Linked DNA regions of Mus musculus: all the other regions are linked to region 1. Evidence: chromatin loops called from intact Hi-C (ENCODE). Cell type or tissue: left cerebral cortex. All regions are shown on one strand.

Region 1 (8,000 bases):
TTCTTAGTACCAAGAAACAATTCCTTTTTAAGGCAGAATTGACTGTTTGAGGCAGAAAATTAGTTTTGAATTAAAATGGGGAAATGGAAAAGGCAAGATTTATCTTCAGTAAAATATCTGTCTACAAAATATTTGTTTTCTGTAACTCAAGAAACTCGATTTACCTGCATAGTAAACTGGGTACTAAGAAGGAGATAGAATTAGGTGAGAAGGTGAGGTGTATAATCTGAGGGTACACGAAGAAGATTGACAAAAGGCTTTGTTTTCTAGTACTGTACACAGTCTTATTTAAAGATTTTTTTTCCCTTTCTGTGACACAGACTATGTTTCTTAGTTAACAAAGATGTGATAACTATAACATGGCATACTTCCTAAGTTCAATGTTTTTATATACAAAACTGAATCTCAATCATTAGAACATTAATTGGTTGAATATGCAAGCAATTTTAATAACAAGTAGTCGATAGTTTTATTTAGAAAAGTTAGTTGTCATTTCTTTAACCTCTGCCTCTTGCAATTTTCTAGGAGAAGGTTGAAAATCCCACCACCTCCTTCTTTGAAAAAGAATTTAATAAGCAAATATTCAATTGGATCAAGGTATAAGATGATCAACATGACAATTAGACATTTATTACATTGTTAAAATACTTAAGGTTTAAAATTTCATATTATTAGAGTGTGACTTGTCTTTGGAAACCATCACTTATAATATCTAGGGGAAAATAAATTCTTCATTATTGGTAAAAGTGTTTTGTGGTGTTCACAAAATGAATTTAATATTTTGTCTCTTCGTAATATCTAATACTTTTTCATATAGATTGAGCAGTGAGATGTTAAGTCATACCATTTATCACACCAAATGCATAACATTCATTTGCATGCTGCTCATGGTAGAAGTATTTATCAATTAAATTTATTTGATAAATCAATTATAAAATTAAATTTAAAAAATAAATTTAGTGAAGGAAGGCTTTGCCACTGAAGACTTGGAGAATCTCTTCAATCTCAGGACATTTCAATGTTGAATTCCTATTGAAAGTTGTTATTGTTATATAGGACCACATAATCTCATAAGGGAAAGTGAGTGTGTTTATCTTTAATAATGAAAACCATGTCTCCTCTACTACTCTCATTAGCAAAATCCATGCAAGCAAACTACCAGAAGTAGTGCGGATTTAACGACATAGAATATTTTTGATGGTAGGGGTGGTTGGCAATGAAAAGACAGATTGAAATGATATGTCAAATATTAGTAGCCTTTTAAGACGTCATCGCCCGTGGCCCTTAACCTCTTACAGATGGCAAACAGGGGGCAGCACAAACGAAATTAAGAAGATAGTGTGTTGACAGGAGCAAGTGGGTTCCAGTTTTTATCCCCACAGACAACAGAATGACATCATCTCCTTTCAAAATGACACATTAATGAATTTAGCAACACCTGAACTTTTCTGACGACAGCACCTTTGACACTGGCAGGTTCTCCTGTGTCAGTAATGATAGGATTGTGTATCACCCTCCCTCTTCAGAGCTGATGGCAGAATTACCTTTTGGGCCCTAACAAGTTGACAGGGTCTCATTTTGTTCCCTCTTTTAATGACATCTTCTTTGCAGGTGAACTGGAGAAGTGATGACTTCTCCCCCCCCCCTTTTTTTGTCTTGGAGGATTCCTAAATGTCACTGAGAGACCTAAGACGTCTCAATCTCACTTAAGGCAAACGGGAAGCCCAGGGTTTTTAAAGGTGAAATGGAGCTTGCTAATGAAGAAACATCACTCTCTGTGGGGCGTGCTCCTTGTTAGTTCAGTGTAGGTGAGTGTCGCAGGTTAGCTGTCCAACCTGACCCAGGGTGTGAGTGCACATGTCATCTTTTATTTATCAAGGTTTAAAAAAAAATAAAGAAGAAGAAAGAAAGAAAAGAAAGAAAGAAAACAACCTAATTGAATGATTGGGTGATAAAAACAATAAACTCTTCTGCATTTTGGCTCCAAAGAGAAAGGGTAATGAGCTCTTGTCTCAGAAACTCATCCTGGTGGAGTTCTCGTTATGATACAGTTCAAACGTGTCAACTGAAACATGTGAACGGTAAATACAACTCCCCATTGATGGGAACCAGGAACCTAAGTTTGATGTTTATTTTCATTTCCCAACCTCTTTATACAATCCATGAGTGTGGCAGTCCTTCCGTTGTTAGACATTTGGTTCAGTCCTGTTTCCTTTTCATAATAAATATGCAAGATGTGTAATGTTGTGATTACCATTCACTTACAAAATATTGTGAAATCCAAAGGAGTGCGACAGATTCCTCCTAAACATCAGAAACTTAGCAAAGTTTCTCCCCATGTTTCAAAAATCCCATAGGCTAGTCTCTGCCTGCTAGACTATTTTTTTCTTTAAGGTTTTTCTCCTGATATTACCCATCCAGCTGATTACCATCTGGGAAAAAAATATTAAAAACGGAAAGTCCAATTCAGGAAGTGACATAAAATCCATTATGGCTGAATAAGACAAAGCTCACCCACAAAATCAAACCTAAATCAAGGTTCAAGGGACAGAACAGAAAGGGTTAAGGAATCATTATCAGCTCTCAGCTCACAGACACTTTCAAATGACCAAGAAACACTGAAGGCAATATCCCAAATTATTAACTAATAATGTGTTCAACACAGCAAAGCTCATTAGCACACTAGACCTGGCCTGTGACAATGTGTTCCTTTGCATTTCTTGTTTACCTGAAAATCTCTAATTGCCACCACAGAAACTTCAACAGTCCAGTGGATCTGTTTGAAAATGCACAAGCTAGCAAGGCGAACCTGGCAGTCTCTGTACAGTAGCAGCAGCGTGTTCTCCCTCTTCCTACCAGTTAGAATTTTGTTACCAGGGCTGGTGAGGGTTACCTCATTCTCACCAAGTGGAAATTACTCCCTGAAAGAAGAGCATGGTTTCTGAATGAAAGCATTCCCATGAATTGTGGCCTCTAAGGCCGTTTTGGAGGAAACATGAAATTACACTGGATTCTAACAGGTAACAATAATGACTTTTTCACCTGCCAACAGCTAACTTAAAATTCCCACACATGTGGGCCATTTCTACTTGGTGCGTTCTTTGAATTTCAGCGGCTTTGCTTTTCAGTGCCTGGTTTCTCCCATGCCTCCTTTGTGTCGGAGGCTCACACTGGGTTCTCCTTCTTTGGTGCTGGGCTTTCTTTTCACAGTGACATTTCAACATAAACAGTCAATATTCATTACCTCAAAGGAGACTTCCCTCCTATTGCTGACCAATTAAATACCAGCTGAGACGGGCAGACAAAGGTAAGGGAGCTGGAACACAAGACAGGCTCAGGGCTTCCTCCCTGCTCCCTTCAAGGATGAAAAAAAAAATGTAATCAAAACAAAGAGAGCTGGGGATTTAGGGACTATCTGTGTCCGAGAGGCACGGTGCCGTTGGATATTATGTCTCCTTATCTTTTCATCTGGCATACTGCAGAGAGCGGGGATTTTGCATTATTTTTGTTGTTGTTTTTAATAATTCACCACCATGCATTTTTGAGGTTTCGCCGAGAAGGACAATCAGCCCTTAATTAGTTCCTGACTGAAGATGGCCATATTGGCTTAGGCTGTTTCGTCGGTTGCTGGTGGACCTGACCTTTATTTTCTTACTCCGCTGCCTAATTTGATTTAGCTTGATTTCTGTATTTCTCCACCACACAGGAGCGGCTCAGGAGGCGCCACTTAGAACATCTGTTGAGACAGAGCCCTTTCGGATGAACTCACCACGTCCCGGGAATTGCTGGGAATGGCTGTGAGGCTCCTCAACTGAGTCCTCTGAACTGTGCCTTCACTTCAGGGAAGGAAGTGGGGGAAGAGTATTCTCGTAGATCCCCTTGAATCATTAAACAGCTCAACTTCCTTCTCGCCCCCAGGCACCCCTCCCCCTATGCACTCACTCTCTCCAGGATGCACAGAGAATGCCCGGCACTTCTGGAACCATTTTCTTCAGAAACCTGGATAGCAGTATTGTTGTGTTTAAATTCTGCACATTTCAAACTCTCTCTCTCTTACATACACACAATCTGGAACGACTGATTCGCTCCAAGTTGTGAGACTTTCCCTCCTCACACATGAATTGTGCAGCAAAGTAGGCATTCCAGGTTTCCGGGTATTCCTCTGTGAAATCTTCCAATAATTCTATTCACCTACACAGAATATTCTCTGCATTGTAAGAGAGTCACATCACACACATTTGTTGTTATTATTGTTCTTCTTCTTCTTTTGAGCTATAGCCTGGATACAAAGGACTGTAACTCCAACTGCTATTAAGAGTATCTTCCCCCAAATCAACATTTTCTTTAGTGGGGACCTGAAAGAGAATGACTCCATATCCAGGAAGCCCTCAGGGCCTGTTCATCTTCATTAGCCTGCATACCCTTTCCTAGCTTCCTCAAGATGCCAAAAGCACTTGCAATGTCCCTAAAACAAACAAAAGTCACTGAGATTCCTACTCCTTGTCCATTAAAAAATGAAAAACAGTGATCAATACTCAAAGCAATGGCCAGTTCAAACTGTGTGTGTCATATTCATTAGCTGCTCCACCAAAGTGATATCCCAGTTTAATTTTCTGAGAGCCCCTCATGAATTATTACTTTGCTTTGTCTCATGCAAATGAAGGCACAGTGAATCCAAGGTGGTAAACTTTTATTTACCTGGATATCTTTACTTATGTAAAGAAAAAGGAGATTTAGTTCATAGTAAATGTGTTTTCCCTCTCCCCCGCCCCCCATATTAGATTAGGTGAATTTAGTCAAGAGAGAACTGTATTTTCTATTTGTGCTTCTAGCAGCTAGAGGGCACAAAAGAATGCTTTTACTTTGCCTTGTCTTTTTTTTTTCCCCCTCCCCACTGAATGGAACTATGCAGACTCAGAAATAAACAATGAAAGAGAGGCTGGTGGTTTTATTGCACCTGCCTTATGTAGATGCCATAAAAAAAAAAAAAATCCCTTCCAATAGGATTACAAATTCCGGAGGAGAATGGTCTCTGAGTGTGGCCTTGGAGAACTACATCTTCCTAAAATAAAGAGTAAATCCCAAAGAAGGAGAGCCTCAAAGTGGGGTGAAACAAGTTTGGACCATCATGATGTTTCCAAACTATTTTGTAAAGCTCTTTGTTCAAATGCAATATAAACACATGTTTAACCTTTATCATTCCAGCATCTTAAATATTAATGTCGGTTGTGCTTCCGCATTAACAACATCTATTATTTTTGCGCTAATAAGAGGCTTACAAGAATAAACATGAAAGGCTTGGAGCAACCTCCCTGTCAATTAAGAAAGTCAGCAGTACTTCAAGTGCACACTTCCAGCAGATCCCAGCAACTGGAATCAGACCGAAATGCATGCTTCCAGCTATGAGCAAGGCCCCACCCCATCACTATAAATGTCTTAAATCATCTCCTGCCCACTGGTACACACCCCCATCTTGTAAAAAGCCAGCTACTGAGGACTCGATGGTAAAAGGCATTCTTTTTTGGACCATTTATTTGTAAAGCATAATAGTTTGGCATTTTTCTGCAAGACACACTAATAAACCTCGGGAGGAGTCACATCTGTTGCTGAAGAACAAAATGGGTTGGGCCTCAATAGCATAATATATATAAACACTTTTTCCCCCTAATGAACTGTACCACCCCCTTAGGCATAAATGAGTTGGATCTGGATAGAGTACCATTTGCCAAATTGTAAATTGCCTACATTTATTTTGGGAGTGCACTAAACAGAGTGCTAATTGCCTTGTTTAGCACTTTCCTTTCTTTCATTTGCACTGGTGTAAAATCTTAGTAAATTAACTCAAGGCTTTTATTATGTAGGTAGCATTTGAACAACCAAGAATTAGTGAGGAGGCAGCATGAAAGGACGGATAAAAGAGGAGTTGGCTCTACCCAGAATGCCATTTATATGTCCCTTGAATTAAAAGGATGGAATTAACTTTTAATCCTTGGGCTTTTTAAATTGCCGATGTTAACACGGAATGTATTACGCAGCCATTTTATTCAAATTTGCTCACTTAAAATGGGTAGGATGTTAACAACCATGATCGTATGGGGAAAGTGCAGCTAGCTGTATTCATATACACAAGTGTATATATTAAGATTCATTCCAAATAGCAATTTATGTAGTTGCAGTCAATTGCATAGTCAAGATTCCAGCTTATTGTCAAAGACAAAACACTCCAAAGTCATTACCGTCCACCACTCTGCAGAATCCTATGTGAAATGAGTTGAGAGCCTGGTTGCCACTCCTAATGGACAGGTGTGCACTTCAGAAAAGCCATCTCTGACTTAGTGGCACACAGAATATAGTGTGCCATGGATGCTTGACTATGTGGGATGGTACCAAGCAGCCAAAGGCTAAAGGTCACATGTTCTTACAGGTGGCCTCCCGTTGGGGAAATCCAGCAGAAAGCTCTGTGTAGAAGCTGTGTGAAGCAGTGCCCTTGAGAGAAGCAGAGATGTTTCCTCTTCTGCTCCTGCTGGGATTGAATTTATTCACTGGGTTTGCAGATTCTCTCACAGCTAGGATGCACCCCTTGGTGTTTTCCTGTTGTAAATGCTGGGTATAAGTGGAAATCAATGCCAGCGTCTATCATCTTTGTTTCCTTTCAGACTTTATCCCCCTTGAAAGTCACATTAACGACTCACGTACACTGTGACAGCATATATGGACCCACCAGGGTCTGCATCAGGTCCTCAGCCTGTACATCATGGCTTCCAGTTTAGTTTCTGATATGGGATTCCTTAGAGTGCAAAAAAGTGGGTCTCTGGTTCTTATGCCTTGTCTTGGATTCTTTTCCTTCTTTTGGTTTGTTCTAAAGAGAATAGATGTGATACTTCTGTTTTATCTTATTATATATTTTATTTTGTTGTTTTTCAAATGAATGAATGAACAAGTGAATGAATGAATGAATGAATGAATGAAAACATAGCCATTAGGGTAAAAGTTAACAACTAAACTATCATTATACCTATCTATTGGGGGAGGAAAGACTAGTCTTCCCAGTGGCATAACACTGGGTATCAACCACTCCAGGCTAGACTTCATGTTCAGGAGTAGTTGACAGACACATAATGGACTCAACAGTTTTTTATGTGCTTATATTTGGTGTTGTCTTTCTGTTTGGGCGTGTTTGTTTGTTTGCTACTTTTTATTTGTTTTTCTATTTGGGTGTTGTTTTAGTTTGTTTTCTTGGTATTGAGCTTTTGTTTGGGTTAGGGAAGAAATTGTGAAGGACTTGGGGGTGAGGAAGAACATCATCAAAATCAATTTAAATTTTAAAATTGTTTTAGATAATATAAATATAATAAAAGAAGAAAGTCAGATTAGCTGTCCTTAGTCAAGCCACATAAAAACAAAAAAAGCAAAAACCAAAAAAAAAAACCCTCTAAATTATGGAAATGTTAGGTTTCAATGGTTTCTTGCTATATATATTATTCTCCATTCATAGAACTAACTAACATTTTAAGATCTATTTGGTCTTTAATTTTGAGAACATTAATCTCATAAATATATTTAAGATTCAGGTGGTGGCAGCTCATACCTTTAATCCCAGCACTCAGAGGCAGGTGTATCTCTGAGTTTGAGGCCACCCTGGTCTAAAGAGTAAGTTCCAGGATATCCAGGGCTACACAGAGGAAAACCTGTCTCGAAAAACTTTTGAAAAACAAAAGTATATTTCATATCTGGCATCTGTTAATGTGTCATGCTGACACACCTGTAAGAATTCAGGTTGAAGCAGGGAGATTGTTTGATCTTCCTAGGCTATGTAGCTTAGGTTACTTAGTGAGCACCAGGCCAATCTGTAGAATTAGACCCATGGGGGTAGGGGGAGGAGCAACTACCCTTGATTCCTGGTTTGAGATAACAGCTGTGGAAGAAAGTTCTGGAGTGTGTACAGGAGCAATCGGTATGCATTCTGCTCAAGGTCACTGTGTACCAAGTAGAACGATAAA
Region 2 (8,000 bases), 170 kb after region 1:
AGTGGGATTCGCCCTGCTTCCGGAGGTCTGAATTACTCCTCATTAAGCTATTTCATGCAAACTTTTGTTTTTACTAGCTGTCGGTATTTTTACGTGTGTGTGTGTGTGTGTGTGTGTTCCTACTAGACTTTTCACGAGTTGGTGGGGGAAGTAGCCATGTGTTTGTGGCACATTTACAGAAGTATGTGGATACAGGTGCCTGTACCAGCATATGGAGACGCCAGGGCAAAACATTAAGTGTTTTTCTTAATGGCTCTCCAGTTATTATCATGGTTTGTTTTATTTTGTATTTACAATATTTACTATCAGGGTTTCTCACCGAACTAGAAACTTACTGTTTAGGCTAGGCTGGCTGGCTGTTAGCCAGTGAGCTCTCAGCATCTCCTTGTAACTGCCCCCAAACTTGGATTCCAGGCCTGTACAGCCATGTCATGGCCTTTGTTGTGTGTGCTGGGGATTCGAACTCAGGTTCTGATGCTTACAGAACAATGGCTCATACCCGCTGAGCCCTGTCCCCAACCTTTTGTTGCATTCGTTTGTTTATTCATTAGTTTTTGACTCAATCTCTTCCTGCAGTCCATACTGTCCTCAAATTCCTGATCCTTCCCAAGCAATAGGGTCGCACACATCCGTGCACTACCGTCCAGGTGTACAGACATTAAAACATAATTAATTTCTGAGAGACCATTGACTTTCTTTTCTTCTTATACAAACTAATTACAGAAAATCCTGTCTTCACAGCCTCTCAGAGGTTAGCGCAGCAGCATATGCAAACAGTGGATTCCAGACACTGCTGCTCCAGAAGAAATCCAGATCGATGTTGAGAATCAGAGGAAAAAAAAAGTTGATTTTACAGTGTTTCACAACTTTCTCTCATTATAAAGATTAGTGTTTTTAAAATATACAAAACCCTCTATCCAACTGTTTTCTTGCTTTCTCTTATAGAAATGTACCTATGAGTGTAATGTCCCAGGGCGATGAGGTGCTGCCGCAGTTCTAAAGCAAGCACTTGACAGGAATCATCAGAGTCTCTTCTCATGGCCTTCATGGAAAAGTAAAGACACTGAAAAATTGCAAAAGCATATTTCGTCAGTTTGATGTCATGAGTAGAAATCAATAAAACAAGACAGATTCCTCTCCAATCAGAATCCAGAATTCCATGTGCTTTGATATTAGCTGACACCCATTGCCAAAGTCCAGCTCTGACCCCGACTCAAGAGCTCTCCACTCCCTCCCTGCAATGTACTACTGGGATAGAACCATGGTTGTTTCCAATGTGCTTCTCACTTAGTTTATTACTAAAGTAATCAGTCACTCATGTGTCCTCACAATCAGAGGCAAATGTGTAGCTTCCACTGCTAAGCCCGGGTGTTAGTGTCTTGTAGCAGTATCTGCACCTAAATTAGAAATTGTCACCAAACTCAGAGTCACAAGAAGAAGGAAGAGGAGGTTTAGGGGGAGGAAGAGGAGGAGAAAGAGGAAGTGGAGGGAAGGAGGGAGGAAGGGAAGGATGGAGGGAGGGAGGAGGGAGGGAGGGAGGAAGGAAGGAAGGCAAGCAAGAAGAAAAGGAAGAAGAAAGAAAGAAAAGAAAGAAAGAAAGAAAGAAAGAAAGGAAGGAAGGAAGGAAGGAAGGAAGAAAGAAAGAAAGAAAGAAAGAAAGAAAGAAAGAAAGAAAGAAAGAAAGAAAGAAAGAAAGAAAGAGAAGAGTAGGGAGGAAGGAAGGAAAGGAAGGAAGGAAGGAAGGAAGGAAGGAAGGAAGGAAGGAAGGAAGGATATTTAAAAAGAAGGAACGATAGATGCCTGAAATTTGTGCTGATTCAACTTCTCATTTTGATAAAAAGGAATCAGTGATTGAAAGAAAAAATAATGAGTGTCCTCAGGTAACTGTAAGAAATTCTTTCAGGAAATTAGGAAGACCAACATCAAGGGGTGGGGGTGGCGTGGGTAAAATAGAAAAGGAGAGGGAAGACACAGTCTCTAAAGAAAATAACGCTGCCCTATCAAAATGTGCGTGTTTTCTTATCAAAGGAAGCCTGACTTGTGTCATTCAAATCAGAACTTCAGGAATGTGGCTAAATCAATCAATTTCTTTTCACAGATAACAGATGCATGAATGTTTGCCGGCCCCCAGGACATTTTTCCTCTGTCCTTAAAAATTACCACCTTAGTGTCTGAAACACCCTGCCTCCACAGAGATGTCTTGGGGTCTGGGGGAAGCACTTCAAGTCCCACCCAATGCTTTCCTGAGAAACACGGTGTTGCTGAAGTATAAACAGCGAGGGCTCTTTCTTTGACCCACTCTGCAGCATGATGGGGTAGTGTTGTTAGTTTATGTGAGGGAAAATAGCATAGGCTTTCTGAAAAAAAAGTGGAATTGGATTAAGGCCTTTGTGCGCGCCTCAATGCTGAGGGGAATTAGCAAGGGTTGTAGGCACTTAAAGGGGCCCTCATGCCCAAGCTTATCCCAGATTTTGCACAATAAACATTTGAATATCAACAGTGTTTTGCAACTTGCAGCACTAATGTATAAACTTCTCTCTTTTGAAACTCTCAAATCCTTCCAAATGTCTGTAACACTCGCTACATAAACATATAGAAGCTAGCAGAGAAAAACGCCTACTCAATGGTAAAAGTCTGCTTTTTAAAAGATCTTTCTCCCTTTCCATCTCCAGGATCTAGAATGTTTTATAATAGCTGGCTGGTTTAAGGACTTTAGATGCTCTATTTAATTTTAATCATTCAACTTGCTCTCAGGCTTTGCATTCTGATATGGGGGAGGGGACGTCTCAGGCCTGGACAAGGATACGTGACTGAGTTCAGAACTGTTTGAGGCCAGATTTTTATGGTTGGATTTTTTTTTAACTCGGAATCCTAAAGGATCTTTTGTTTTAAAAGGAATCCTTGTGAAGATTTCAAAGAACAATCCACCTTGAAAATAAAAAGGCTATATTGTTGACTAAAGCTTACTCACTACCTTTTGGGGGATCAGAAGGGGAAAGCCAATTCCCACCCAGGAAACTAATCTGATGCCCTGCCATCCTGGCTCAAGACAGTAGACTGATTTTTGTAGCAAGGACGTCCAACATCAAACACTTATCTGATGTTCCTGACTTTAAGCAACTTCTATTTTCCCTCTTGTCCGAACCCAAACTCTGAAAAGTGTGCCAACATGTTGCAGAGCAGAGAGGTGGGAGAGAAAAAGAGAGGGGCGGGGGTAGAAGATTTTCCCACTCTTCCCAAATCGATCAGGAGGCAGGCTTGGTATTTTGTTTTCTGAACACAGAATTTCTCTGTGAGTCCAGCAACCTAAAGGCAATAAATACCCCGTGTGAAAGCCATGCCTTGGTATCACTCCCTACAGTTTGTGTCTGAATTTCTCACTCAGATGCAACACAAACACGTTTCATCAAAATCTCTGCAGTTTAAGAAACTTGATGAATAAACAGATCTCTCCTTCCTTCCCAGCAGGTAGAGTGGAATCACAAGAGAGCAGCCTGCTGCTAATGTAGTCCACCCAATTGAAAAATTTACTGGGAAAATATATCTAGAGTGGCCCAGAGGAGTAATGAAACACTTGTTTGAAATTATTTTTTTTTTTGAAACTGTGCTCATTTCATGCCTGAAAAGACGGTGGTAAAAATCCAATTGCACTGGGGGCCAGTTGGGGACGGTGCAGGGATGAAGACATCACTGTCCGCAGCAGCTCAGACGCTTGTTGAAGCAGTTTGCCTATTGAATTTGATACAATGACGTGTAGATGAATAAAGTTATCTCCAGTTCTGAATAGGATGGTGTCAGTGGGAGGGTAAGAAGGGGGAAACTTGCAATCTGAAAAGAATTCTTTTTTTCTCTCTCTCTCTTTTTCAAAAAAAAAAAACTTGAAGGTCAGGGTCCAGCTGCTGGGCAGGAACAGAACACAAGAAAATGCTGGACGGGCCTAAATAGAGAGGACTATGGACACCAGAAACACATATTGCAAAAGTTGCTTGCTTCAAGTAACTAAGGTATTAACATCTATTTCCATAGGCAAAGAGCGATTTTCTCCCGTTAGAATGCCTTAGACTCTGATGAGAAACATAGGAATATCAAGAGCATCTGTAAAAAAAATCACAGCTTTTAATGAAACAGACGAAACAGGCCATCAAAGGTAGGAGAAAAGAAGAAATTCTAATGATTATGGCTTAATTCTAATAGATTATAATTATTATGATTGGTACGAGCCAGCTTCTGACTGACATTCCATTTTCCCCCCATTTAAGCTTTCATTTAAAGGGTGGGGGGTGGGTGAGTGGGGGGAACTAACAGCCATTAATTATTCCGCAGGATCTCCTGCGTAACTCCATACAAGGCCTTTAATCAGTTAGAGTAAAGAGATAAAACCTTTCTTTGCGAGTGAGTCGTCAGAGTCCCACTTTTACCAGCCCGTTTGCTCTCCATCCCTTTAGAAAGTTAACATTTTGATTTCTGGCCATCCTAGTTTCTGTAATACAGAGGTAAACTGGAGGACTGGCAGGGGGTCAGATGGGGAGTAACTCAAAGGTGGAAGGATTGATAATGAATTGGCTTGATCTGCTAATAAATGTTTATTACCAATTCTCACTGCTATTGATTCCTTTGACATTAAAAAAAAAAAAAGTGCTGGCATTTCCCAGGAGCCACAGGGATCCCTGATCCCTGCACACTTCTTTTGGTCACAAGTTGTGCCTCAGTACTCTGCCCTGGCTTTAGAAAACAGAATGAGAAAAGGGGAAATGAAGTTACAATGTGGGAAGAACATCCTATAAGTAGGGGGAAAGACACCTCCTGCCATATGCTATAGATGTTTGCTTTTATTTTGTTTTGTTTTGTTTTGTTTTTTGCTCTGCATCTGCATCTATAGAAAGTCATCTCAAAAGCTCAAAACCTGAGATAATGGCCATTTATTAACTTCATGCAAAGGTGTTTTTAACTGCTCTTCCTACCAGGTTACCATTAGGATAGGAGGCGCGCTCCCTGAAGGTTTTATTCTGAATACTGCACACTGGTGAGTTAGTTGGCCATGATCAACTAACAGTTGCCAGTTTACAAATGGGGAGATGAGCAAACGTTTTATTCCCTTGCATTTTTGGCCTGAGAATTTTAGAAGTCCAGAATGCACATCTGAACTTGTCATTGTAAACATGATCGTATATTAAAAGGATAGCAGTCTGAAATTTCACTTAATGTTTGTCATATAGGCAAAACCATCTTGCCAACAGAAAGCCAGTTAACCTTGATTTAAAACCATGAAACACTAATAATAATGGAGAAAAACTAAATTAACTCACTTTCTTACATAACATGATAAATATTTAAATTTTACCAAAGTGACTTCTCTGCATGCCTCCCCCCCCCCGCCCCCCATCTTGGAAATACAAGTCTGGGGATAATCAATAGATTGAGCTGGTCATGCTATAGGGTGGTACAACATTTTAATACATCAGTCTTTCTGTACTTCAACTGGAAAAAAAAAAGGATGAGTTTCTTCAACACACATATGTTGCTATGAGACTATTGACACACTATTGTGCAGGTGACAGAGGTACAGGAACTCAGAATGTGAGATTGCAAAGATTTCTTTTAAAATGTCTTTGCAGAAATGATAGTTTCTCTTGTGTGGTCCTCCAGGCTGCAGTGAACAGCTCTGTGGCCGCAGTTGTTAAAAGGAGGATCGGCGGCATGCTGTGTGTATAATGTAACTCTTACCAAAGACTTGCAGAGATTAGGAGGCTGGCAGAAAGATGTCAATGGAGGTTTAAGGGCTCTGCTTTCTGAAGTTGTTGGGAGTTAATAATTAATGAATATCTTTCTTTGATGGCTCTTTTATATTTGGATGTGGCTGCCCGAAAATCAAACACAAAGAAAAGTTGAATTTGCTTGTCATTAATTTTGACTTTGTTTAACAAAATTGTGTGTGTGTGTGTGTGTGTGTGTGTGTGTGCATTTTAGCATTGTAGTCCTTCTTACTTGGCCTTGGTTTAATGTGGATATAAAATACTTGATGAAGAAAACTGTTTGAATGTATCAAGGTTGGCACAGTGGTGGTGGCTTCTTTTTTCTCTCTCTCTCTCTCTCTCTCTCTCTCTCTCTCTCTCAGTTAGTATGTTTTAAGCAGTTTTGCAGTTTTCAAGTCTTTCAGATGGGCTGGATCCAAATAACCACTTGATACAATATGTTCACAGAGGAGTTCCTAGCCTCACACTGTGTAATAATTTATTCTGAGTTCCTTTAGCATATGACACTTAGGCTGATATTTTATTCTATGCTGCATTTGGAAGGCAAGGGGGAGAATTACATAATCACCTATAATAAGCAAATGCTAAATGCACTCTGTCTATATGCTAGTCTCATCAGCTAATAGACAACATTTTGACCACACAAGTAGAAAACATATTAATTGAGAAAAATTAAGTTTTGAAGTATATCCAGCCTTGAAGATGTTCAGATAAACTGTTGCCATAGGATACATGTAATTTATCACAATCTATTTGTACCAAATCCATTATGCTTCCAAGCATTGATCTTAGCACTAAGACAGGGCATGTGCCGCTTACGTTATCAGCATTGGGTAAGACTTCATTAGGATCACACTTAAAGTCATTTCAAATGTCTTTTTTATGCCAAAACAATTCCTGTTGACTCATTTCCAATTTCTAATTATATGAATAATTATTTCTGAATCCCACAGTTCTCCTAAGTAGCATCTATTTTAATAACTGCAATTGATACTTCCATCAGTTAATATACTGTCTTGCCTCAGCAAATAATCAAACATCTGCTGGTTGCGTTTGCTGTCACTGAGTAAATGATTTTATTTAAGAGAAATCATGTAAATTAAAGAGGAAGACTGACTATGCAATTTACCATTTTCATTAGCAGAAGCACGACGTCATTTCTCGTAAGAACTTCCACACCTAAAGGAAAGTGGCCTTCCCTCATTCACTTCCTTAATGAGCTTAGGGAATAGAATTTGATTCTGGAAAGATAATATAAAAATAAATTCTATTTGACTATAAATTTTTTTTTGCTATTCTGTTGGTATTTAATTAATGACCAGCACAGATGATCTTTAATGCATCATGCTGTGTGGGTTTTGCTGTAACACGGTATATTAGGCTTCTTTCTAACTATGGCCTTAGAAGTTAATAAATGCTTCCTGTATGTCACTACTAAAGAAGTGGAGTGTATGCTTTTAAAGCTTTGCTTAGACATTTTTTTGGTTTTCTTTGTTTTTGTTCGTTTGGGGGATTTTCTGTTTGTGTGCTTGCTTGCTTGCTTGCTTCCTTGCTTGCTTGCTTGTTTGCTTGCTTATAACCATGTACAAGTCTTTTTGGTTTTTTGTTTGTTTGTTTGTTTGTTTGTTTGTTTATTGTTTGGGGTTGTGTTTTTGGTCTTGGTACCTCCGAATAGACACAGATGGCATCCATTGAATGAAAAAAAAAAGGAAGGCTCCCTGCTCATTGCAACTCCCAATGCTCTCAGTGATCTCCTGTAATTGATGAGAGCATTTCTTCCTTGTTTCTGTCTGACAGATGTCAAACAGAAGCTGCTGACCTAGTGGGGCCATAATATACTTGTTCATGTCCTTACCTGTTCTCACAGAACAAGCTAGAAAAGAAACCTGTCTGCCTGGATATGTGATTAGTGCTTAGCTTGGACTTGACAATAGCTCAGGATGATGTATTAAAGTGATAAGGAATGAAAACAACCAATGATAATAAAAGTTCCAAACCAAAATGCTAACAGGTAGCAAGGTCATGCACACAAAGAGGGCACAGAAAAATAGGAGAAGCATTATTTTAACCAGTATAGTAAATGATACTGCTTTAGGAATACACAGTTCCATTAAAAAATGGGGGTCGGGGGAAAGCACGTTAAAGATTTCTAATGAAAAAAAAAAAGTAGTTTTCTCAGAAAAAGACAAAATCAAGTTCACATCCTTAATACAGAAATGACTCCTGGAGCTGAGTGACACTTGTTGC
Region 3 (8,000 bases), 350 kb after region 1:
CAGAGAAGCCTTCAAACGATCAAACGACACAAGGAAGAGACACAGGGAAGAGGCGCCGTAAACAGGCTCATTCACTTACACCACACGCACCTCTTCCTTCGTCATCTTTACTGTGGCTACGAATCTCCAGCTTCTCCCCAGGGAGCAAGGACCATCTCCACCCCACCACTTTGCCATTTTGTATGTTTGGCTTCTCCTAGCAATTATTGAAAGAAGGGAGGGAGGAGGGAGGGAAAGTAGAAAAGGGGAGAAGGACCTAGCTCAGATCAACCAGAATATGTTTGTAAATAATGTGTATGGTGAAGAAAGATGGACAGTGGAAGGTGGCTCCTGGATAAAAATAGGCAAATTGGTTGGAAACTGATGAAATGGGTTTTCAGGAAATGGAGTTGGTGGTGGGGAGGAAGGGAGAGGGGGAGGAGGGAGGGAGAGAGAGAATATGAATATGAATATACCAGTAATGCTAAGCTTAGAGAAAACAGCAAACAGCCCGAATCCGAGCAGACTATGGAGATGCTAATGAGAGGAAATTAACCTTCGGGTTGGGTCCCTGACATGGGCTCTCCACTGAAAGTCTGACCCAGGGGCTGCCAGCAGCTTCTCTCTGCACCAGGGAAATGAGATAATCACTCTGAAACCCACCAGCCTTGGTACAAAGTAGCTCTGAGTTACTGATACAGACAGCAGAGAGCAACTAGCAGCTCTTTGCAATGAAAAGAAAAACAAGTACACAGCTACCAGTCCTGCAGTCCAGAGCAGAGCGGAGAGCAAACCAAACCTGTCTGTGTTCTAGCTCAGTGCCTTTTCCTGGATGGTGGGATGCACAAAGCCAAGGAAATTCCGAGTCACTTTATCCTTTCGGCTCTAGTCAGTCACCAAAGGATTCAGAGAACAGGCCCTCAGTGAAACCACGTAAGGAACAAAATGGATTTTTATGTCTAGGAGCACTACCACTGGGTCAGAGAATTTCTGCCTGGCCAGAGGAACTTAGTGGGTCCAGGTGGTGTTGGTAAAGAAGAGAGACAGCCGATGAAGAGAGAGGACAAAAACAAACAAACTGGAATACAACAGGAAATTCTTAAAAGTGGTTCTCTGTTTTACACACACACACACACACACACACGAGGGGGGATGGATTTTATTAAACAAATAAGCTAACAACCGAACATTTCTACTTCCATCACAGGCTAAGAGGCATTGGAATCTTGGACCTCGGACTGTCTTTACTACCTTGTTCATTCTCTCCCTCTCCCCTCCCTTTCTTCTCTGCGTTGTCACAAAACCCCAGAAGTTCCTGATGGGGAGGCAGTGACTCCTTATTGGAGGCGAGGAGGTCGTGTTTCCAAGTAGAGACATCAGCAAACCGCAATCTTAGTGACACTGACAGCGCAAAATTATGTTTAATGTTGGAAGGGGGAAAGGGGAAATATAAAATTAGCGCAGAGAAAATGTTTCCCAGACCTTCTAGCAATTAGGGCAGAAGTTTTTTTCATGGTCATATCAGTGGGGAGCCTACTGGAGCAGGGAGCCGTGACCTGCCAGGCTTGTGCCCTAGGTCTAAGCAAACGACCCACCTGTCACGGAGTCTTCACTTCCTGGGAAGAAAAGTGACACTTCTGAAGGCTATTAGGGGCACTCCACTCTGCCCAGACACTTCACCGGGTTCTGAACCTTTTTGGAAAGAAAGGGATATTCTAAACACCCCATGCTGGAGGAGGTGATAGTTTGGCTATCATTGGCTGGTGAAGGGGACAGAGGTGGAGATGGACTTTTTGTCCTAGACCCCACCCCTACAAGCGGGGGTGGGGGATGGGGGGAGCTGAGACCATGCTGAGGGGAAAGGTTTTAAAAATATATCAGCACCCCTCTTTCCAGAACTCTCTCTCTGCCTTTGCAGCCACTTATGGGCTATGGAGACCCCATAGGCTCCCCTCTTTGTCTTCTGGGCTAGATATTCACTCCTTTATTCTCACGAAGCAGGGAGGCCAAAAAAGAGTACCAATAGCCTAAGGGACTGCCCCAGAGACAGGCAGGGACATAAATGGTGACACTTTGACAGAAGCAGCAGTTTCTGCTCCATGTAAATGATTACTAATGAAATAGTGGGGTTTGTTTTGTTTTATTTTGTTTGAGAGAGAGATAGAGAGAAAGAAAGAAACAAGAGAGACCCCCCCCCTGCACTGGCTGTAAAGAATAAAATTTGCCTTTGTTGGGAAAACAGTGTACTTTGGTAGATATTAAGCCGTTTTCCTTCTTGGGTGTAAGGCTACAGGAGAAGAAAAAGAAAGTAATGAGTGAAAAAGTCACTTGTAAATAATACAATTAAAAAGTAAATTTATTAACAAAATCCTAAAACAAAGCTAAAAACAGGAGACAAGAAACTGTTGGGAAGGCAAGGAGGAAGTAGAAAAAAAAATCTGTGAGTATCACTGAAGAATTCAAAGGATAAACTGGAGGCAAGAGCAACTGCCATTCCTTCTGACATTCCTAACTAGCCTGCTTTCTTGTTAAAAGGAGGGGAGCAGCTAGCCCTGAAGGTTGTAGTTTTATACTTGTATTTTAGCAACAAGTATCAAAAGATCTAAACTAATTGATTGCCGAGTTCCTTGGCCCTCCTCCAAACAGCAATATAGATTTAATTGTATGTTGCTTAAAACTCCATTTCTTGAACAGTGTGAAACATGTAATAAAAGCCATACGCCGTATCGAAGATTTTCCCCCTCTGCAAAAGCATAAATACTCAACTGACACTTGGAAGGAAAAAACATAGCTAATACCCCTAATGGGTTAAATTGGGGGGGGGGAGATCTGAAAGGGGTAGCTACATAATAAAATTTAAACTGTTAATCCATTTTAACTCATTCAAAATAACCTGCGGTTGTGGGTGGTGTTTTACTCCGGAGGGGTCATGGCGAGGAGACCCCACACCATACACCTGACTTGTTCTGAAGCGTTCCATCAAAACCGCATTCCACTTAAGGAAAGTTCTGCCCTTTCTCGAACAGGACTAGAACAAATTTGAAAGTTGTATCCCAACTACGGGGCCAGGAGTTCTCTGGCCAAGAGCCGTGGGAAGGCATTCAGCCGCTCTTGCTCTCCTCCGGCTTCAGTCTCCATGCAGACGTTGCCGTTGCCGAGAGCTCTTTAACAGCGCTGCGACAGCCTCCTTCTGCCCCTCCCGGACAGGCCCTATTCGCCCCATTGTCCTCTGTTATCCGTGACCCATAGTGGCTGTCCCAGTCTAAAGCCAACCCAGGTGCCTCCTCCGGCAACAGCTTCACGAAGAAGGGAAGAGCCCCGGCGCCACGCCTGCGATTTGGTCCGGGATCAAGCGCTGCAGCCAAGTTCCTGGCCGCCAGAAAGCAGGAGGCTCCGCGCATCGCGGGCCATGCCCTGTCGCGGCCACGAGGGCTGGCTGCAGGCGGAGAGCTGTAAAAATCCACGTGAGCCGCCCCTCCTCCTGCTGCCCGCAGCGGCCCCTGACACTGCAGCATTGAAGCCAGTCCGGAGGTCCCCAAGGTCTCCAAGTGTGACAGTACTCGGCATAGCGGGTAGATGGCACAATTTTCTAACATTTAGAGAGAGGAACCCACGCTGGGAGCAATAAGTCCATTTAAAAGCCCTTTATTTAAGAGGAACAAAGATAACTGACAAGCGGAGTACAGAGACATCTCAATGAAATTTCCAAAGAAGAAAGAGAATTCAGAAGCCAACGCAAATGCGAACTGGGCTTGATGGAACAGGCCAGCACTAACCCCTCCTCGGAAAAAAGGGGGTGGGGGAGGAAGAGAAAAGACAAAAAGAAAAGAAAAGAAAAAGAATAAAAATATAGTAGTTCATGGGACCGTGGGTGTTAAAGATCACAACCCAAACCAATTTCTGAAAATCCATGGTCCAGAGAACTTTAAATGACCAGGTGGACAAGGCAGGGTCAGGTTGTGAGGAACAGGATCAGGTTAGAGGAAAAGGTCTAGAAGTTTTGCCCCACTCTTGAAGGCTACCTCTGGTTGGTCTTAGTGGGATTAAGGAGTGTGAGGTAAGGTGGATAGACATACTCGCCTCTCCGGAGGCCTGAAGACCAGAGGCATCTGTCCTAGAGCTGTGCCCTAACTCAGTCAGACAGCATCCCAGGCCTTGAGAATCTAGTCAAAGCCAGAACATTTAAGCTACACAATTGCAGACTCAGGAGCAATCGCTATCTCTGCCAAACCAAGAAGGATGCTGGAGCACTCAGTGATGTCACACTTCATTCTGCCCTTAGAACCTTTGCTCCCCACCTGTAAATCTGTAGGCCAGGTACCTACACACTCTCCAAGAGAGGAAGATCCAAGGCCTTTGACAGAGGAGGAGGGATTTAGACACCAGGAGATGGATGAGACCTCCCCTCTGGTCCTCCTGGGTCTGAGTTGGCCCCGACGACCCTGACCTGCCTGCCTAGCTTTGGGAAGGGACACAGCGGCTAACGCCCGCAGGGGGTCAAATGATTGTATTTGGGTGGGTGCTCGCCGACGTATTTGCTGAGTAAACCTCCCTCGCTGTGCTGAAGGCGAATCCCCGTTGATAAATCCATCATTACCGTTTGGATTCAGGGAGGCAGCCGCGCCACTAAATTCATCTTACATTTGTAGCGCTTTAATAGACATTTATTAAATGCTTTTAGAGAGAGGCATGGGGCGCGTGATTACATCCTAGTTATAGACAGAACATAAAGACCCACGTTAACACCCATTTGCAGGAAGGAAGGAAGAGGTGGGGAGGGGGGTGGTAAGGCAGAGGGATGAAGCGTGGAGAGATGGGGAGGGCGGGGGCCATCGAGCCTGGGCGTTATTAACAAGGCTTGCCTGACGAAGCTAGGCGCAAGGCGAGAGCCACGGGAAGTCTCAGGCTGTAGAGGGAAGCATCCGCCCCACTAGCAGGTCGGGGTTTCCCTTTCCTTGTCCCCATCAATTCCCGCATGGGGGTCTCCTATTCTCTCTGCCAGAGCACAAGGGATGCCCACGCTGCCTCCGACCCTCTCTTCACTTTCTATCAGATCTCTCCAGCTAAACTAGGAAGAAATAGGAGGGACTTACCGAACTTCAGAGGCCTAAGACCCTGTTTAGGACACCCTTTGCCTCACATCTCCCAATAAAATAAGTACAGAGCTAGGCCAGGCCTTTTGCAGTATAAGCAGATGTTTCTACCATCCAGCAGGGTATCCCCGCAGGCTTAGAGGGCTCTTAGACCTGGCAAGTTGGAAGGCAGGATTCCTTCTCTGTCCATCACCAAAACGAACTCTGGATACCCTCTATAAGCCTCGGACTCTCTTAACTGAGAGTTCTCTTAACTGAGAACTTGTCCTGGGCTAGCCCCCCCCCCCACACACACACTTCCACTCAGAATGCTGAGCCTGAAGGGGTGCCCAAGACATTATAGGGCCTAACGCTTTCTAGAGAGCCCTGTCCCTAACAGCTCAGTGCCTCTACTCCGACAGCCTTGTGATGGCTCTCAGCTTGTTCTCACTCCCTGGGGACACGCTGCCGACCCCATCCCCATCGTAGTGGACCGAACTCTCGGCCCTTCCTGGCTCCTGGTAAGGAGCACTTCCGCTATCTCAAAGTTGCCATAAGAAAATAAATACAAGTGACATTGTACTGGGCCAAAGCTCATTAGTTCGTTGTCCAGGCCTAATAAAGGAACAGAAGCGCAAATTATAGAGTTCAGCTTCAACACACGCTCTGTCACCCGAGATCAACGTACCGCGAGCCTGATTCCAATTGCTCCGAACTTGCTGTGCAGTTCGCCCCCAACCCCCTCCTCACGAGCAGGAGGTTGGGTGGAAAAATATAGTTCCAAAGGGAGTAATGATCAAGCTTTTCCTCTCGGAAGCCTGCGCCACCTCATTTCCCATCAGTAATCCCAATAAAATTAACGTCGTGGCTGCAATTGAAAAGAGGAGAGCCCGCGACACTCCTGAAATAACACACTCTTCCCAGCAAAAGGTAAAAAAGCAAAACGGCCCTTTGTTCAGCTAATTAACGAAGGACCAACTCCGAAAGCACATGTGTTTGCTTAGCTAATCACAAGCATGTTTCTTTCAAGGAATGTCATTTTCAGGGGCCAATGGGGTGGGGGGCTTGGAGAGATGGACACCACCCCCATAGGCCCTTTTTGCCTTTGGGCATCTCTCACCAGACCTAAAATCCCAAGGTGGGATCCAGCAACCTATCTCTGACACCTTTTCTCTCCTCTGCCCAACCCCAGAAGCCCAGTAGTAAGGGACCTCCCCGTTAACGCCAAAGCCAGACCTGCAGACCTGCAAGTCACTAGGCGGGGCGGGGGGGGGGGAGTTTTAATGACACAGATGCCATATTAAGTGAGGCAGTTTTACAATTCACATTGAATGGGACGCTAACTTATTACAAGTACGTTATCAGAAGGACGATAAGATTTATAACTCTAAGAGTCAGCTTTGCGCCTTAATGACAATGGATGCTGGGGAGGAAATCTGTTCTGGATTAGAGGAGTTGGGAGTCCCTTCCCAGTTTTCAAGTTTGCACGGATGCATCTAAGAGGGCCCATACCAGTCTGGCCCTTTGTGTCTCCAAAGGATAGATTCTCCCTTTCCTGTTTCATCAGGAAACTGGGGCTGCTTGAAGCGTTAGCACCTCACTCAGCTTTTTAGCCCGAGCATGAAAGAGAAAACAAGAGAAGAGAGAAAGGAGACTGAATAGGACTTAGGGATGAGGGTGGGATGGCTAACAGTCCTGAGCCCTCCCCTTCGGAGCAGGAAAACCCTTCCCCATCTTTCTTTACCATACAAAAGATAGCTTTCCCCTAAACCAATACAGTCAACAAACTTTTAAAAACCGGGGTCCTATTACAAACCAACGCCCAGCACTAACTGCTTTAAAATTACTGCATAATTAGATTTAGTTGAATTTCACCATTAATTAGGCAGCCGCACTGCGGGGAGCCTTTGAAATCCGAGAAAATGGGAAAAATCATCTGAAGCACGTTTTTTAAAACCCAACTTCAATAAATCTTGACGGGGCCTGGAATTCAGAGTACCTCACTCCCCACCCAGGTGGTTGATAGGGTTTCCCAGGCTCGGGCTAGGTTTGGAACTGGACAGGGACGATGATCTCCCCCATCTAACTAGAGATGATGGGTCCCCATCTCTGAAGAGGCCTGGGAAGACTTTCTGGGAGGCCAATCTGTGCTCCTGCCAGTCTCGACTGCTCTCAAACCTACTAGAGAAAGAGGTTATCTTTCTGAAGATGCTCTCCACCCAGGGGCTCGGCCTAGGAGAGCTCTCACAGAACTGGGCCCTGCGACCACCCTCATGGAAGCGGGCCTAGGCCTCTTTTAGGTTCTACCCACCAGTCACATCTCTATCAAATCTCTATCCAAACCACCTTTCGCACAACTTTGACGAGTAAAGCAGCAAGTTGTAGGAACGTCAAGCGAGATTCTCAGCTCTTCTCCCCCTTCCCCTCCAAGCGGGTCCCGGCCCGCTGGAAGCCCAGTGCAGCGTCTGCTTTAATGAGCGCGGGGAACTGACCCAGGTCTGTAAATACTGGCTTCTCCCCCTCCCCCTATACCATTCAAACACTTAAGATCGTTTGTGGATACCGATTTTTATTCTTCGCATTTGATTCTTGAAGGAGAGGGTGCATGAAATCAACTCTCCAGAATATATGGAGGGGGGGTGAGGGCGTCAAAAAAGAGGGGTTAGGGTCTTGGGTCACCAACATTTTCTCTGCAAACGCTATTGCTTTAATTACACAATAATCGAGGGCTGCTCTCACTTGCCAGCCAGAGTTTAAAAGAGGGATTTCTTCCTCCAGACCGAATGGCCCTTAGTCCTCCCCCTACCCCCCCCCCCTTTTTTTTCTTCCTTTTTGGTAACCAATGTGTTTTCTATTACTCGGCCGTGCGGTGCCTGGCAGCCGGCGCTCGCGGTGCAATGGGAGACGCCATGTTGGCTCAGCTCATAGGACCAAGTCAAAAGCGAGCTT

The links. Hi-C counts contacts between places; a loop is a spot of excess contacts. Peaks named below come from ENCODE experiments on the same cell type or tissue, not always from the same donor. Only the 100,000 strongest peaks of a DNase experiment are listed, where the experiment ranks them.
Region 2: it touches region 1 in a loop (4-fold over the local background); 3 of 42 quality-filtered maps call a loop at or near these places.
Region 3: it touches region 1 in a loop (4-fold over the local background); 6 of 42 quality-filtered maps call a loop at or near these places.

The regions. Positions count from the first base shown.
Region 1 is chr7:69,989,315-69,997,314 of GRCm38, forward strand. No RefSeq gene overlaps it. Among named protein-coding and RNA genes, the nearest start is that of Gm24120, 35 kb to the left of the region's middle. In left cerebral cortex, no CTCF peak of the experiment used is centred here; DNase peaks (open chromatin) are centred at 3,165 and 3,790.
Region 2 is chr7:70,162,593-70,170,592 of GRCm38, forward strand. No RefSeq gene overlaps it. Among named protein-coding and RNA genes, the nearest start is that of Gm35271, 36 kb to the right of the region's middle. In left cerebral cortex, no CTCF peak of the experiment used is centred here; no DNase peak of the experiment used is centred here.
Region 3 is chr7:70,342,932-70,350,931 of GRCm38, forward strand. No RefSeq gene overlaps it. Among named protein-coding and RNA genes, the nearest start is that of Gm29683, 9.1 kb to the left of the region's middle. In left cerebral cortex, a CTCF peak has its summit at 3,523; DNase peaks (open chromatin) are centred at 3,500, 6,658 and 7,271; H3K4me3 peaks cover 938 bases; H3K27ac peaks cover 888 bases.